Linked DNA regions of Homo sapiens: all the other regions are linked to region 1. The links are chromatin contacts, found by Hi-C or POLR2A ChIA-PET in ENCODE. All regions are on one chromosome and are shown on one strand. Each heading gives the region's core, a stretch centred on a gene start or an enhancer-like site at or near the end of the contact. The rest is flanking DNA. Distances are from core to core; before and after follow the strand shown. Region 1 overlaps PLEKHA7 (pleckstrin homology domain containing A7). Region 2 holds the start of KCNJ11 (potassium inwardly rectifying channel subfamily J member 11). Region 3 holds the start of NCR3LG1 (natural killer cell cytotoxicity receptor 3 ligand 1). Region 4 holds the start of NUCB2 (nucleobindin 2).

Region 1 (3,225 bases), core at 341-2,840:
AATAACAAGTGTGAGCCACCATGCCCGGCCCCAAAAGAGTTAATATTTTAATCAAGGTTAATTTGAAGTAGGTCTATATAATGCAAAAGCTTCATTATCATTATTCCTCCTAATACTAATACTGGTTTCTTTCTGGCATCTAGTGTATTCTACTAGCCAGTAATAGTGTGTTTACTGTGTTGGCCTACCCTTCACACAGGTGTCTCTCCTCTGTGATTTCACAACCCCTGTAATTGACTGTTGTCTGCCTTCCCCAAAAGACTGAGAGTTCCTTAAGGACAATACCTCTTCACAAAGTCCTGTAGTGCTTGGTAAGGGATGATGGATAGATGGACAGATGGACAGATGGATGAAAGCCTGAAGGGCAGAGAAGGAGGGCTAGATCACTGGATTTTATCAGCCAGGCAAATAGAAGCTCCATAAAGTTTCTAAGCAGGGGCAGGATAAAAACTTTGATCCAGGAATATCTGGCACTCTGTGGAGGTGAGGGGTGGTGAGGGGACATGAGGGGAAGGGAGTAGTTAGGAGGTCCTTAGCAGATCTGAAGGGAAGGAGTCCCAATGCTGGGAGGCAGTAATGCCATATTAAATGGCAGTTTCAAAGGCATCAGGGATCTGGGCCCAAGAAGTGGGCCCGCTAGGGACCTGATTAAGAACAAAAGTCCTACAAAGTCTCATACTTTCACTCTCTGGCCTCAAAGGACACTGCTGCTCTGCCTTCCCATCTAGGTAACCGGTGCTCTTTGCTTTGCTTTTAAGGTATAACACATTCCCAGCCTCAAAATCCCAGCCTGCTCATGAGGGAGCCACAGACACAAACAGGCAAGATGCCCTCCACTGTCGTTTCCTCCTCACTTAGTGGGAAGCCACTCACTTTCCCAACCTCTCCTCATGGGGGCAGCAGGAGCCTGCTGTGGCGCCACCCATGATCTTTCCCCGTCTGGGTGCTTCTGCTTCTAGCTCCTGGGCTCTTCCTGCTAGAGACCTAAAGGTGGGCAATGCTGGCCAGGAGAGATGGCGTCCATGCCAGCCCATGTCCAGCCAGGCTGAGGCTTCTGGCCTTTCTCCCAGCACCTTCTCCCAAACAATCTAGACACTGGATAACCTGCCCTAAAGAGGACTGGACACCCCACCCACCAGAACCCTCAACCCTGGGACCTCTCCCCGAACGAACGTGTGAAACCCTCCTTTCTCACTCCCTATGACCAGGCAGGATTATACCAACCTTAAAGTGGAGGGGAGGGGGGGACTTTGAAATTGGTCACAGAATATTTTTAGGGTTTGGGAATCACAGGGATTTTAGTTTGTTTATGCTGACTTTTTTGATGTGTTCAAAGAATTTCACTTTAAGTGTTTCCCAAGAGGTTTGCAAAATCAGTATGCACAGAGGATGCCACAAACCTGCCCACAAAGCCCTCCTTCAGTACCTAATTAGAATGGCAAATCAGGATATCTGAAGGCTCTAGGTTTTGAAGTGAAATTTCTGTAGAAAACAGCATAAAAGTACTCATTACTGACAGGCCTCAACTTGCTGTGGGTCTTAATGAGCTTTCTGTTAGACTCTGTTAGACTCGGGCTCCAGCAACACCCCCTCCCCCACAGAGACAACCTAGGGGAAACACTCCCTCGGCCACCATTCTGCTCGGTAAGGTATTTTCCTCTCCACTGATCAAAGTGGAAGAAGAAGGAGAAATTTTCAAGTTTAAAAACTCTCATTCCAACTTTGGAGTTTGCAGGCCCCTAATCCCCAGGTGAAAGGGTAAAGTGATTGGGTCATCTGGGCTGCTGGTTCCAAAACGCAGCTGCGCCAGCACCCCCTGGGAACCTATAAAGAATACAGAGGCCTGGGCCCCACAGGACCTGGCATTTTTAAACACCTTTCATGACCACTGACTAGGCTACTGTTTTCTCAGCTACTGGGTTGTACAATCACACCTGAAAGTATCACCTCACACATGTTAGGAGGCCATTATCAAAAAGATGAAAGATAAGTATTGGTGAGGATGTGGAGAAAAGGGAACCTTGTACACTGTTGGTGGGAATGTAAATTCGTACAGCCATTATTGAAAATGGTATAGAGGCTCCTCAAAAAATTAAAAATAGAGGCTGGGTGTGGTGGCTCACACCTGCAATCCTCATACTTTGGGAGGGCAAGGCGGGCAGATCACCTGAGGTCAGGAGTTCGAGACCAGCCTGGCCAACATGACAAAACTCCGTCTCTACTAAAAATACGAAAATTAGCCAGGCATGGTGAGAGGCACCTGTAATCCCAGCTACTCAGGAGGCTGAGGCAGGAGAATCACTTGAACCAGGGAGGTGGAGGTTGCAGTGAGCTGAGATCGCACCACTGCACTCCAGCCTGAGCGAGAGAGCGAGACTCCACCTAAAAAAAAAAAAAAGAAAGAAAGAAAGAAAGGAAAAGCAAATATGGCTGGGCGCGGTGGCTCACACTTGTAATCCCAGCACTTTGGGAGGCTGAGGCGGGTGGATTGCCTGAGCTCAGGAGTTCAAGACCACCCTGGGCAACATGGTGAAACCCCGTCTCTACTAATACACAAAAAATTAGCCGGGCTTGGTGGCGCATGCCTGTATTCCCAGCTACTTGGGAGGCTGAGGCACGAGAATTACTTGAGCCTTGGAGGCAGAGGCTGCAGTGAGCCGAGATCATGCCACTACACTCCAGCTTGGGCTATAGAGTAAGACTCCGTCTCAAAAAAAAAAAAAAAAAGAAAAAAAAGAAAAAAAGAAAAGAAAACATGCATATATATACATAATGGAACACTAGTCTGCCTTTAAAAAGAAGAAAGTCCTATCATTTGAAACAACATGGTTAAACCTGGAGGAATTTATGTTGTAAAGCAAGCAAAGCACAAAAAGACAAATACTGCATGATCTCAATTACATGTAGAGTGTAAAAAAGGTGAGCTCATAGAATCAAAGAGTAAAACGGTGGTTACCAGAGGCTGGGGTGGGTGGAGGGGTTGGGAGATGTTGCTTGAAGGTTACATAATTTTAGTTAGGCAGAAGAAATAAGTTCAAGAGATCTATTGTACCTCATGGTGAGTACAGTAAATAACAATATATCGTATACTCAAAAATTGCTGATAGATTTTAAGTGTTTGTACCACAGAATAAGTATGCGAGATATTATATACATTAAATAATATAGCCATTCCACAGCTATCAAAACATCATGCTATACACAATAAATACAATTTTTGTCAGT
Region 2 (3,225 bases), core at 1-2,500, 440 kb after region 1:
CCCTCGGGGCTGGTGGTCTTGCGTACCACCTGCATGTGGATGGTGGCGCTGATGATCATGCTCTTGCGGAGGTCACCCACACGTAGCATGAAGCAGAGGCGGCCGTGGCGCAGGGCGATCACCGCATGCTTGCTGAAGATGAGGGTCTCAGCCCTGCGGTGGGCTTGGGCAGTCTTCATGAAGATGCAGCCAAGCATGATGGCGTTGATCATGAGCCCCACGATGTTCTGCACGATGAGGATCAGGATGGCCAGTGGGCACTCCTCAGTCACCATGCGCCCCCCAAAGCCAATAGTCACTTGGACCTCAATGGAGAAAAGGAAGGCAGACGAGAAGGAGTGGATGCTGGTGACACAGGGCTCAGCAGTGCCCTCGCTGGGGGCCAGGTCACCGTGGGCGAAGGCGATGAGCCACCAGGCCATGGCGAAGAGCAGCCAGCTGCACAGGAAGGACATGGTGAAGATGAGCAATGTGTGTGGCCACTTGAGGTCCACCAGCGTGGTGAACACGTCCTGCAGGAAGCGGCCCTGCTCCCGGATGTTCTTGTGGGCCACGTTGCAGTTGCCTTTCTTGGACACAAAGCGGGCCCTCCGCTGGCGGGCACGGTACCTGGGCTTGGCAGGGTCCTCTGCCAGGCGTGTCAGCACGTATTCCTCGGGGATGATGCCCTTGCGGGACAGCATGGCTCCGGTGACCCCCAGGGAGGGGCTTCCCCCATCGGAGGCACCCCTCGGACGTGGCCTAGGGCCTCACTGCAGAGTCCTCTCGGTGGGCACCTTCTCACCCTGGGGCTGCACTCAGCCTGTGCTGGCCTCACTTCTGAGATAACTCCCCACCAGACTCTTCCTTACCTCCACCTGGGTCCCACTTCACTTCTTAATACCAGCCTCAGGCCGGGCGCGGTGGCTCACGCCTGTAATCCCAGTACGTTGGGAGGCTGAGGAGGGCAGATCACTAGGTCAGGAGTTCGAGACCAGCCTGACCAACATGGTGAAACCCCATCTCTACTAAAAATACAAAAGTTAGCCGGGCATGGTGGTGCGCACCTGTAATCCCAGCTACTCAGGAAGCTGAGGCAGGAGAATCGCTTGAACCCGAGAGGCGGAGGTTGCAGTGAGCCAAGATCACGCCACTGCACTCCAGCCTGGGCGACAGAGCGAGACTCCGTCTCAAAAACAAAAAACAAAACAAAAAAAACAGCCTCACCCTTGAGCCCACCTGCCTGGCGCCTAGGGAGCCCCCAACCCTGCCGGCTCTCCACCTGGCCCTGCGTCCTCCCCCAGCTTCCCCCACCAGCTGACCACCCCTGGGCCTCCCGCTAAGAGCCCTTCTCCCCGCCCAGCCTGCCTTCCCAGCCCAGCTCAGAACTTAACACCTCCGGATCTCTCCCACTAACCGGACCTCACCCCCACCTCCGGGTCTCCCGCCTCACCTGTCTGGCCTTCGGGCTCCCAGGCTCCAGCTCAGGTCCTGGCCACCCCCGCCCCGTCTCTCCTCCAGGTGCGCCCCCTATGTCCTACTCCACCCCTCCCGGAGCGCCCCCGCCGCTTTCCGGATCCCCCTCCAGCTCTCGTCCTCTCTGTCTCCTTGGGATCCTGCGTTCTCTGGAGTCACCACCCCACCCGGCTCAACCGCGGCTCCCCGGACCTGCGCGCGACCCGGCGGGGCTGACTCCGAGTCGCGGCCTCCCGGTCCCTGCCGCCCGCCCGCGCCGCGGCTCCCGCTCCGCGCCGGGTCCCGGCCCCGCCCGCCGCCGCCGCTGCACCTGCTCCTGCTCCTCACGCCACGGCCGTCGCCTCCCCGCCCCCTCCCGCCGCCCGGGCGCTCGCGGCTGGCCGTCCTCCCGTCTGTCTGTCCGTCCGTGGGTCCGCGGAGACCGACCTGGGCTAGGCAGGGGTCTAGGACGGCGGGAGGGGGGCGCACGAGGAGAGGAACGGGGCCGGGGACCGCCAGGGGGAGCCCGACCTGCACCGGAGCGCAGGGGGCGGGGCCGGAGCAAGCCCCCGCCCCTCCCGCGCCCCTCCCCGCCCCCGCCCTCCACCTCCCCTCCCGGGACTCACAACCCGGCCTTTGGAGTTTTTCTGATCCGCGGAACCCAGAGGTTCCTCCTGCCCACGCTCTACGAAAGTGGGGGGCTGGGAGGGATCTGTGACCCGCCCTCCCAGTCTGGGGCCGCCGCCCTGTCGCCCTGGCTCCCCTCCCCCAATATCCCCATCCGTATTTGGGTCAGTAATCCGCCTCTCGGCCGCGCCAGGTTTGCAGGTTCCCCGGGAAAGGAGGCGCTGAGAGGCGGCGCCACCAATCCCAGGGCTGGCGGAAATTAGGCGGTCCGAGGACTTCTCAACCTGCAGCTGCTTCTCTTTGGGGGATGCTCTTAATCTTAGTCTTGAATCCTTTGACAATCTGATGGAAGCTCAGACTCCCTCTCATTAAAAAAAAAAAAAAAAAAAAAAAAAAAAAAGGCCTCGGCAGGAAAGGAGCACAGTTTAACACCTGCTACTGCTGTGGGGCAGCCTGGGCGGCTCCATCTTCTCAGCCATTCCGGCCCTACTTTAAAGAAGGTTTGAGCCGAGGCCACTTGCTTTACACTTTCTCACACCTGTCACCTGACTTCTTCCACGTTAGGTCATGGGTGGTATTTAGGCCTGAACAGTGTGTTAGGGCTGCCTCGGGCACTGGGGGACCCAGGCTCTTGGTCCCGGCATGGTGGTGTTTCTGTTCAGGCATCAGCCTGAGGCTGCCCTGTGGCATGGACCCGGGTTCTCAGCTGGGAGGGAAAGCCTGCTAGATCTCTGTTGTTGGAACAGTAACGGCTTTACCGCTGTCTGTGGCTCAGATCCTTATGGAAGAACCCCTGACCATCTGCGGCCATTTTGTTGGAGTGGGGGCTTGAGACAGGGTCTGGAAAAGGCAGTGTGGCTGTGGGCCACAGTGGGGGCAAGATATGCATTTTATATTGGATTTTCCTTTCTCTCCCTACCCACCTGCAGGCAGAGCGAACACCGCTACAAAGGATGGGTGTGATCATGGGCTATATTAACAAAGATGCAGTGTCTAGGAAGGGGAGGGTAAAATGAGATGAGCAGAGTGGGAAGCTCAAGGAGACAGGGTTACATGGGGAAATCTCTGAGGCAACTACAACTGTCCAGCCATCAGAAAAGGAAAGTCCCCCAGGGATTTGGGCACTATTGCAGAAACACCTGGCCTTGAAGGAGGATGAACTAG
Region 3 (3,225 bases), core at 445-2,944, 410 kb after region 1:
GCCTGTGATCCCAGCACTTTGGGAGGCCGAGGTGGGCGGATCACTTGAGGTCAGGAGTTCAAGACCAGCCTGGCCAACATGGTGAAACTCTGTCTCTACTAAAAATACAAAAATTAGCTGGGTGTGGTGGCAGGCACCTGCAATCCCAGCTACTTGGGAGGATGAAGCTGAGGCACAATAATCTCTTGAACCTGGGAGGCAGAGGTTGCAGTGAGCTGAGATCACGCCACTGCACTCCAGCCTGGGCAACAGAACGAGACTCTGTCTCACCAAAAAAAAAAAAAAAAAAAAAAAAAAAAAAAAGATGTTCAAATAGACATGATATTGGTAAAAACGAAAACACAGGTAATGACTTTTCATTCTAATGAAATATAAATAGAGAAACCTGCCGGTTTTACCCTTTAGAGTAAAAAGGGTACAAAAAAATTACCAAAACAGTAAAAATTACCAAAAGAGTAATTTGATAATTTCTACAGGGTGATGTGTATGTGTCACAACTTTGTGAATCACTATTCTGGGCATGTATAAGAAGTCGTCATATACCTCCATTGGGAATGTTATTTAATGATGTCACTAATACCAGACAAGGATGTCTCCTCAGGTAAGGCTCCTTGGAGGAGGCAGAGGTTGAGAAGAGGTGTAATTTAGGTTTTAAAAATTCAATAGCTGGACTTAACCTTGCATATCTCTACCTGTTATAACGGTGGTCCGGAAGGCTGCGATCTGAAGGCCCCTCAGCTAGTTGCTGCCACTGTGGGCACTCTGCGCATCTTTCACTTCTGAGCTCTTTCTGTATGCACTCTGTTCTGCAGATAAGTGAGAATGTGACTATTTGCTTAGTCAGTGACAGTGTCTCTAACCCTGGAAAGGAAGCTTTTACTCTCTCAGTTTTAGAGACATGTGAACAGGCTGGGGATATGAGGTCACTTACCCACTGTCTTATAATCAGCAGATGGCATGGTTGGCATTGGAGTTTAGGTCTGTCTGTGCTTTTCTGTACATTACATCCTTTTTAATGATGCGAAGGAAAAATGCAGTAGGGTCAATGAGACAAATGGAATGCAGGTTGCTGGGGAAAGAATGCAGGTTCTGCGTTATAAATGCACACACATTTACTGTGCCACTTGGGTTCTGAACTTTGCGGTTAAATTGATTTAAAAACTGGTGTAGAGGTGGTAAAACTTAATCACCGAATGAGAATATTTGGGTTTGCTTCAGGAGGTCGCAAGCCACTTCTTGATTAGTAGAAATGGGAAATTAAGGGCCACCTTCAGGCGTTTAACTGAATTGTCCTGGGGATTTAATTTGCCTTTCGACTTAATGCTAAATTTTTGTTGTTTTTGGTTTTTAAAGTAATGTAAGTTTATCGCGCCAACGGTAAGATGTCGCTCTGGACGCGTGCACCTGCTCTCGCAATCACCGACTGCGGTCAGCATCTTCCTTAGAGCAGCGCCCCGGGCCACTTGGATCCCGGTCTCAATTTACTAAGCGAACCCAGAGGATGCCCCGAGTCCTGGACCGCAGAGCCGCTCGCGAGAGGCACCGGGGCTGTAACCGCGCAACCTCGTGCCGCGGGCGGAGGCGAGGGAGGATTCCCCGGCCGGTGCCCGCCCCCGGGCTAAAGTGCGGCGCGGGTGGGGCTGGTCACGCGCCTGGCTTCCTGCAGTGCGAACCTGGGAAATCCAGGCGACTTCGCAGTTGCCGAAGGGATCTGAAGAAGTGGGATGTGCAAAAGCGCCGGCTGGAAATCCCGGCTGTGTCTCCGTCAACTCTTTACGCAACAGAGGTCTCCCCCTGCCCTTGGTTTCTACCGGGCCGCCTGCTCCCACTCGGCGAAAAAAATTACACAACAGCAGCCGCGGCGATGACGTGGAGGGCTGCCGCCTCCACGTGCGCGGCGCTCCTGATTCTGCTGTGGGCGCTGACGACCGAAGGTAGGGGGCGGCTGGGGTGGGCTGGGGCGGGGGCTCCTGGCGCCAGAGGGTCCTCGCGGGTCGGCTCCCTAGCATCCCGCCAGGGGACCTCAACTTCCTGGGGGCTGAGAGCTCTATTTTCTTTTCTATTTCTTCTCCTTTTTTTTTTTTTTTTTTTTTGAGACGGAGTCTCGCTCTGTCTCCCAGGCTGGAGTGAAGTGGCGCGATCTCGGCTCACTGCAAGCTCCGCCTCCCAGGTTCACGCCATTCTCCTGCCTCAGACTCCCGAGTAGCTGGGACCACAGGCGCCCGCCACCATGCCCGGCTAATTTTTTGTACTTTTAGTAGAGACGGGGTTTCACAGTGTTAGCCAAGATGGTCTCCTTGACCTAGTGATCCAGCCGCCTCGGCCTCCCAAAGTGCGGGGATTACAGGCGTGAGCCCCCGCGCCCGGCCTGGGGGCTCTATTTTCAAGCGTCCCTCCTTTGTGAGAAGCGGAGTCCCCGATGCAACAGGTTTACATTGAAGGCCTGCCCTGTGCAGGGTCGACACCTGTGAGAGCGGAAACGGTGCTTCCTTGGATGTCGCGCGTTTGGTGCCTCGGTATTTGGCGCCTCTCTCGCATCATCCGAGGGGCCGGAGGAGAGAAGAAAATCAGGGAATCGGTAAATTGGAAAAATCATTCATCCGCATATCAGTGGGTCCTCCTGGCTTTGCTAAGTTAGGTCTTTACTGAGAGAGGGAGGGGAGTGTTTTGATCTTGTGGTGACCTTCAAACGTTCTCTTGCTTTTTTGGGAACTCGTATGGGCGTGTTCTGCGTTAACTTAAACAGGAGACTAAAAGGCTGAAACGCGTATGTAGAGATATTTAAACTCATTTCTAACTAGAAGAATGGCAATTAAACAACAAGATGCTGCTTGACCCTTACTAGGCTGGCCAAAATACGCTCCTGGGTGCCGGGTGGTGGAGGTGGAATGTAGGAATCCCGGAGGCGCGCTCTGGGCGCCCCGAGTCACTGCAGGTGGAGGAGAGCCGCGTGTGGACCTCACCGTGGAGACCTTGGCGGCAGCTTCACACCACGCCCTTGCTGCTTGCCGAGCAGCGTGAACGGATGTTGAAGGCGTAGAGCCAAGTAAACAGTGGACATACAATGCAATACCATTTCCACAGTTTGAGAAACAGAAGATACAGCCTTAAAGAGAACAAAAATTACATGTTAAACACCTTAGAATGGCTGCCCGATGGGAGAGGGAAGTGGAAATAAAAACGAGTGAATAGTATTTCTATACATTTGCAATAAGCAATGTGAAA
Region 4 (3,225 bases), core at 1-2,500, 330 kb after region 1:
AGAGTCCAGTTGTGCAACAGAGGCAATCTGGCTGGTAGTACTTCCTGATAACAGAAGCTTTCATTGCTAACATACTATGTGGCAGATTCTGTACTGTGTGTTTTTGTTTGTTTGTTTTTTTGAGACAGGGTCTCACTCTGTGGCACAATGATCATGGTTCACTGCAGCCTCGGCCTTCTGAGCTCAAGTGATCCTCCCGCCTCTGCCTCCGCCTCCTGAGTAGCTGGGACTACAGATGTGCGACACAGCACCTGGCAAATTTTTAAGTATTTTCTTCAGACTGAAACATCATTGTGTTAAAGATAAAAAAGTAAAAAATATTCTTGTAGAGATAGGATCTCACTGTTGTCCAGATTGGTCTCAAATTTTTGAGCTCAAGCCATCCTCCTGCCTTGGCCTCCCAAAGTGCTGGCATTACAGGGTGAGTCACCATGCCTAGTCTGTACTGTTTTCCTGGCAATGTTATCTCATTCAATCTTCGTGAATAACCCTAAGGTAGATATGATACCAATTTTTCAGGTGAAAAAAACTAATCGGCAGGATGAAACTTCGTAAACAGCCTGTGGCTCCAAAAGCTTCTGGAAGGCTCAAGCTACCCATGTGCATCTTTGAGCCTCAGTTTCCCCATCTTTAAAATGAGGGGTTTGGAATAGATGTCTGTTCTCTGGGGCAGGATGCAGAGGAAAGAGCTGTCTGCGAATGGGCAAGAGAGAAGGTGGGTAAATACAGTTAAACCACAGTGACCGAGGGCCCAGCACAACGGGGGTGGGTGCGGTTACAAATGCCGTTAAGATTCCCGCCAAGGCGGAGGACGGGGGTGTCAGAGCCGAGCGAGGCCTGTGGGCGAGAATAGGCCTGACAGCCATTCTCCGACCTGCGTGGGCGCTGCAGGCGCAGGCCAGAGGCCAAGGGAGAGGCGATCCCTGGGGCTCTGCCCGGGTCTCAGGACGGCACCTCACCCGCCCGAGTCCTGCTCCACAGGATTCTCCGGGTAAGCTAGGGAAGGAAGAGGCGCGGCCTCCTGAGCCCGCATCTCAGAGCGCCACGTCCCTCCTGGCTCAGCCTCCCACCAGGCTCCACAGCTTCGGCCCTCCTCACCGCCCGCCTCCAGGCTCCCCGGCGCGGCCTTGTCCCTGCTCCCGCCAATCGGCGTCGTCAGCAATCGCGAACCGGACCAATCAGCGGCCGCAGAGTGTGGGAACTGTCGCCATGGCAGCCAGGAGGCGGGCGCGCGCGGCGGGAGGAGGGGCAGAGCGGAGCGGTGGGCCGGGGGCTGGAGGACAGGTTTGTGCGCTGGACGCAAGCACCAGGCGCAGCCTCGCTCGCCGAGACCCGGCCAGGTAAGGCCGGTGGCCGCGCGGTAGGTGCGGAGCAGCGCGGCGGGAGATTAGGGGTGGGGGAGTCCGGAGATAAGGCTCCGGTCTTCGCCTGCCTTGCCAGAGCAGAGAGGATGGTGGGGGCCGTGCTGTGGGCGGGGCACCGGCGGGGAGGGGGCTCCCAGCGCGAGCCGGAGGCGCTGGGTTCCCTCTGCTCCACTCGCAGCTGGGCACCCGAGCTTTCTTCGGGGTCGAGGAGGGTGGCTGGCTCTTGGCGGGGAGCAGGAGAGGGTAGGTGCCAAACCGAGACCCTGGCGGGGTCCCTTCGGGTTTGGGCAGGTCGATGGGCAAGGGGGTGCCCACTAGTGAGGAGGGACACCCACCAATTCCAGGCGATGCTCCCCTGTGCCGCTCAGCAAAGCTAGGCCCGGGGATCCTGCTCTTCTCCGGTCTGGTTAAGCCAGCAACCTCTGACACTTAGGAGAAAGTTAGTGTAAGTCGTGATATGCTTTTCACTTAAGTGACAAATTAGGTACGAGATGAACCCTTTTGGTTTTAGGAGATGAGAAACAGTATTTCCTTGTTGCACCTGCTAAGTGGCAACTCAGTGAGCAAATATGGTTATTGTGGTTGGTGTTTGCAACGGTCTTAGATGACAGTTATTTTACAGTATCAAATGGCTGGGAGAGGGAGGGAAAGAAGGAGAGAGAGAGAGAGAATATGAGGGAATGAGAATGAACGGGAACCATTATGATTTTTGAGAGACAGAACCTCTTGAAATTCTATGTCTGCTAAACTTCTAAATTGAATAATGTACATTTTATGCAATTGAATAAGCTAGTGCTACCATTTAAGCCTGCTACTAAGGCTCTGTTAAATCCGTGGACGAATATGAACACTAAAAGATATTACCTTGGTTTAAAAATAGGGGAGGTTAAATGCAAATATTTCTGATAGTGAATTTTGTTTGAGGGAGATTGTGGACTTTCCCTATGGGAAAGTTAAAGAATTGATGAGATAGATGCTTTAAGGAATGTTTTTGTTTTTTGAAACTTGAATAAGTTCAACAAATGTTGAACAAATATTTCAACAAATCTTCTTCAGCTAATAGGGTCAAAAATTAAAATTCTGGAAATTTAGAATTAGAAATGAAATCTCAAATAATGTCACTCTCCTAATTAGGATGAACATGGAAACTTCTATTTCTCATCGTGGTCTTCAAGCTTTCCATGATCTCATCTACCTTTGTAGTAGGGGGTCAAATTTTTTTTTTAACTAGACAATTTTAGAAACTTAAAGGAGGCAAAAATTTATTTCTGTCTCCGTGTGTTTACTCATGCTCTTCTCTATCCAAATTTTACCCATCTTTTTTTTTTTTTTTTTTTTTTTGAGATGGAGTCTCACTCTGTCACCCAGGCTGGAGTGCAATGGCCCGATCTCAGCTCACTGCAGCCTCCGCCTCCCGGGTTCAAGGGATTCTCCTACCTCAGCCCATCGAGTAGCTGGGATTACAGGGACCCACCACCACAGCCAGCTAATTTTTTGTATTTTTATTAGAGACGAAGTTTCACCATGTTGGCCAGGCTGGTCTCGAACTCCTGACCTCAGGTGATCCACTTGCCTTGGCCTCCCAAAGTGCTGAGATTACAGGTGTGAGCCACCGTGCCTGGACGACCCATGTTCTAAGAGTCGAATCTGTCTATGTTGTGTTTACCTTTCTTTGCTCTCCCAAGGTACATATTGTTCATATCACGTATTTTGTATATATTCTTTCAGCATGCTTTTTGCCAAGTTGGTTTGCGCTCTGTGAATAACAGTTGAGATAAAATGCACAATTAAGACAATTAAGGTACTTTTCAAGACACAACTAATTATGGGCACTAATATCAATAACATCAATTCAGATGTC

Evidence for each region. Hi-C counts contacts between places; a loop is a spot of excess contacts on that map. ChIA-PET counts read pairs that join two places held with the same protein, here RNA polymerase II (POLR2A). Pooled maps may share reads with other maps.
Region 2: a map of K562 shows a loop between it and region 1 (5-fold over the local background). The contact joins the promoter of KCNJ11 here to the enhancer-like site in region 1. A Hi-C loop is called at or near these places in 4 of 168 maps with a recorded cell type or tissue (CD4-positive, alpha-beta T cell, K562, mammary epithelial cell and 1 more), 17 of 37 single-sample maps with no recorded cell type and 12 of 50 pooled maps.
Region 3: a pooled map shows a loop between it and region 1 (8-fold over the local background). The contact joins the promoter of NCR3LG1 here to the enhancer-like site in region 1. A Hi-C loop is called at or near these places in 7 of 37 single-sample maps with no recorded cell type and 7 of 50 pooled maps.
Region 4: a pooled map shows a loop between it and region 1 (5-fold over the local background). The contact joins the promoter of NUCB2 here to the enhancer-like site in region 1. A Hi-C loop is called at or near these places in 1 of 37 single-sample maps with no recorded cell type and 5 of 50 pooled maps. POLR2A ChIA-PET finds 5 or more read pairs at or near these places in 1 of 52 experiments (activated CD8-positive, alpha-beta memory T cell).

Annotation. Positions count from the first base shown.
Region 1 is chr11:16,945,206-16,948,430 of GRCh38, forward strand. The region is part of intron 3 of PLEKHA7 (pleckstrin homology domain containing A7); the gene reads right to left. Among named protein-coding and RNA genes, the nearest start is that of SNORD147, 21 kb to the left of the region's middle. RefSeq lists an enhancer at 615-854. Within about 2 kb of position 1,591, at least 2 of the 41 ENCODE cell types and tissues checked have a DNase peak (open chromatin) inside an H3K27ac peak, as active enhancers do.
Region 2 is chr11:17,387,409-17,390,633 of GRCh38, forward strand. It overlaps KCNJ11 (potassium inwardly rectifying channel subfamily J member 11), which reads right to left and starts at 1,251. Exons shown (of 1, transcript NM_000525.4): 1 at 1-1,251. The coding sequence starts at 683. RefSeq lists an enhancer at 1-433 and silencers at 1,642-2,151, 2,232-2,331.
Region 3 is chr11:17,350,106-17,353,330 of GRCh38, forward strand. It overlaps NCR3LG1 (natural killer cell cytotoxicity receptor 3 ligand 1), which reads left to right and starts at 1,695. Exons shown (of 5, transcript NM_001202439.3): 1 at 1,695-1,934. The coding sequence starts at 1,865. LOC105376576 (a long non-coding RNA gene) reads right to left here and starts at 1,761. Exons shown (of 3, transcript XR_931094.3): 1 at 1,674-1,761; 2 at 932-1,069; 3 at 708-806. RefSeq lists a silencer at 1,517-1,636 and enhancers at 1,633-2,234, 2,235-2,836, 3,061-3,110.
Region 4 is chr11:17,275,489-17,278,713 of GRCh38, forward strand. NUCB2 (nucleobindin 2) reads left to right here and starts at 1,251. Exons shown (of 14, transcript NM_005013.4): 1 at 1,251-1,340. RefSeq lists an enhancer at 805-894 and a silencer at 1,085-1,514.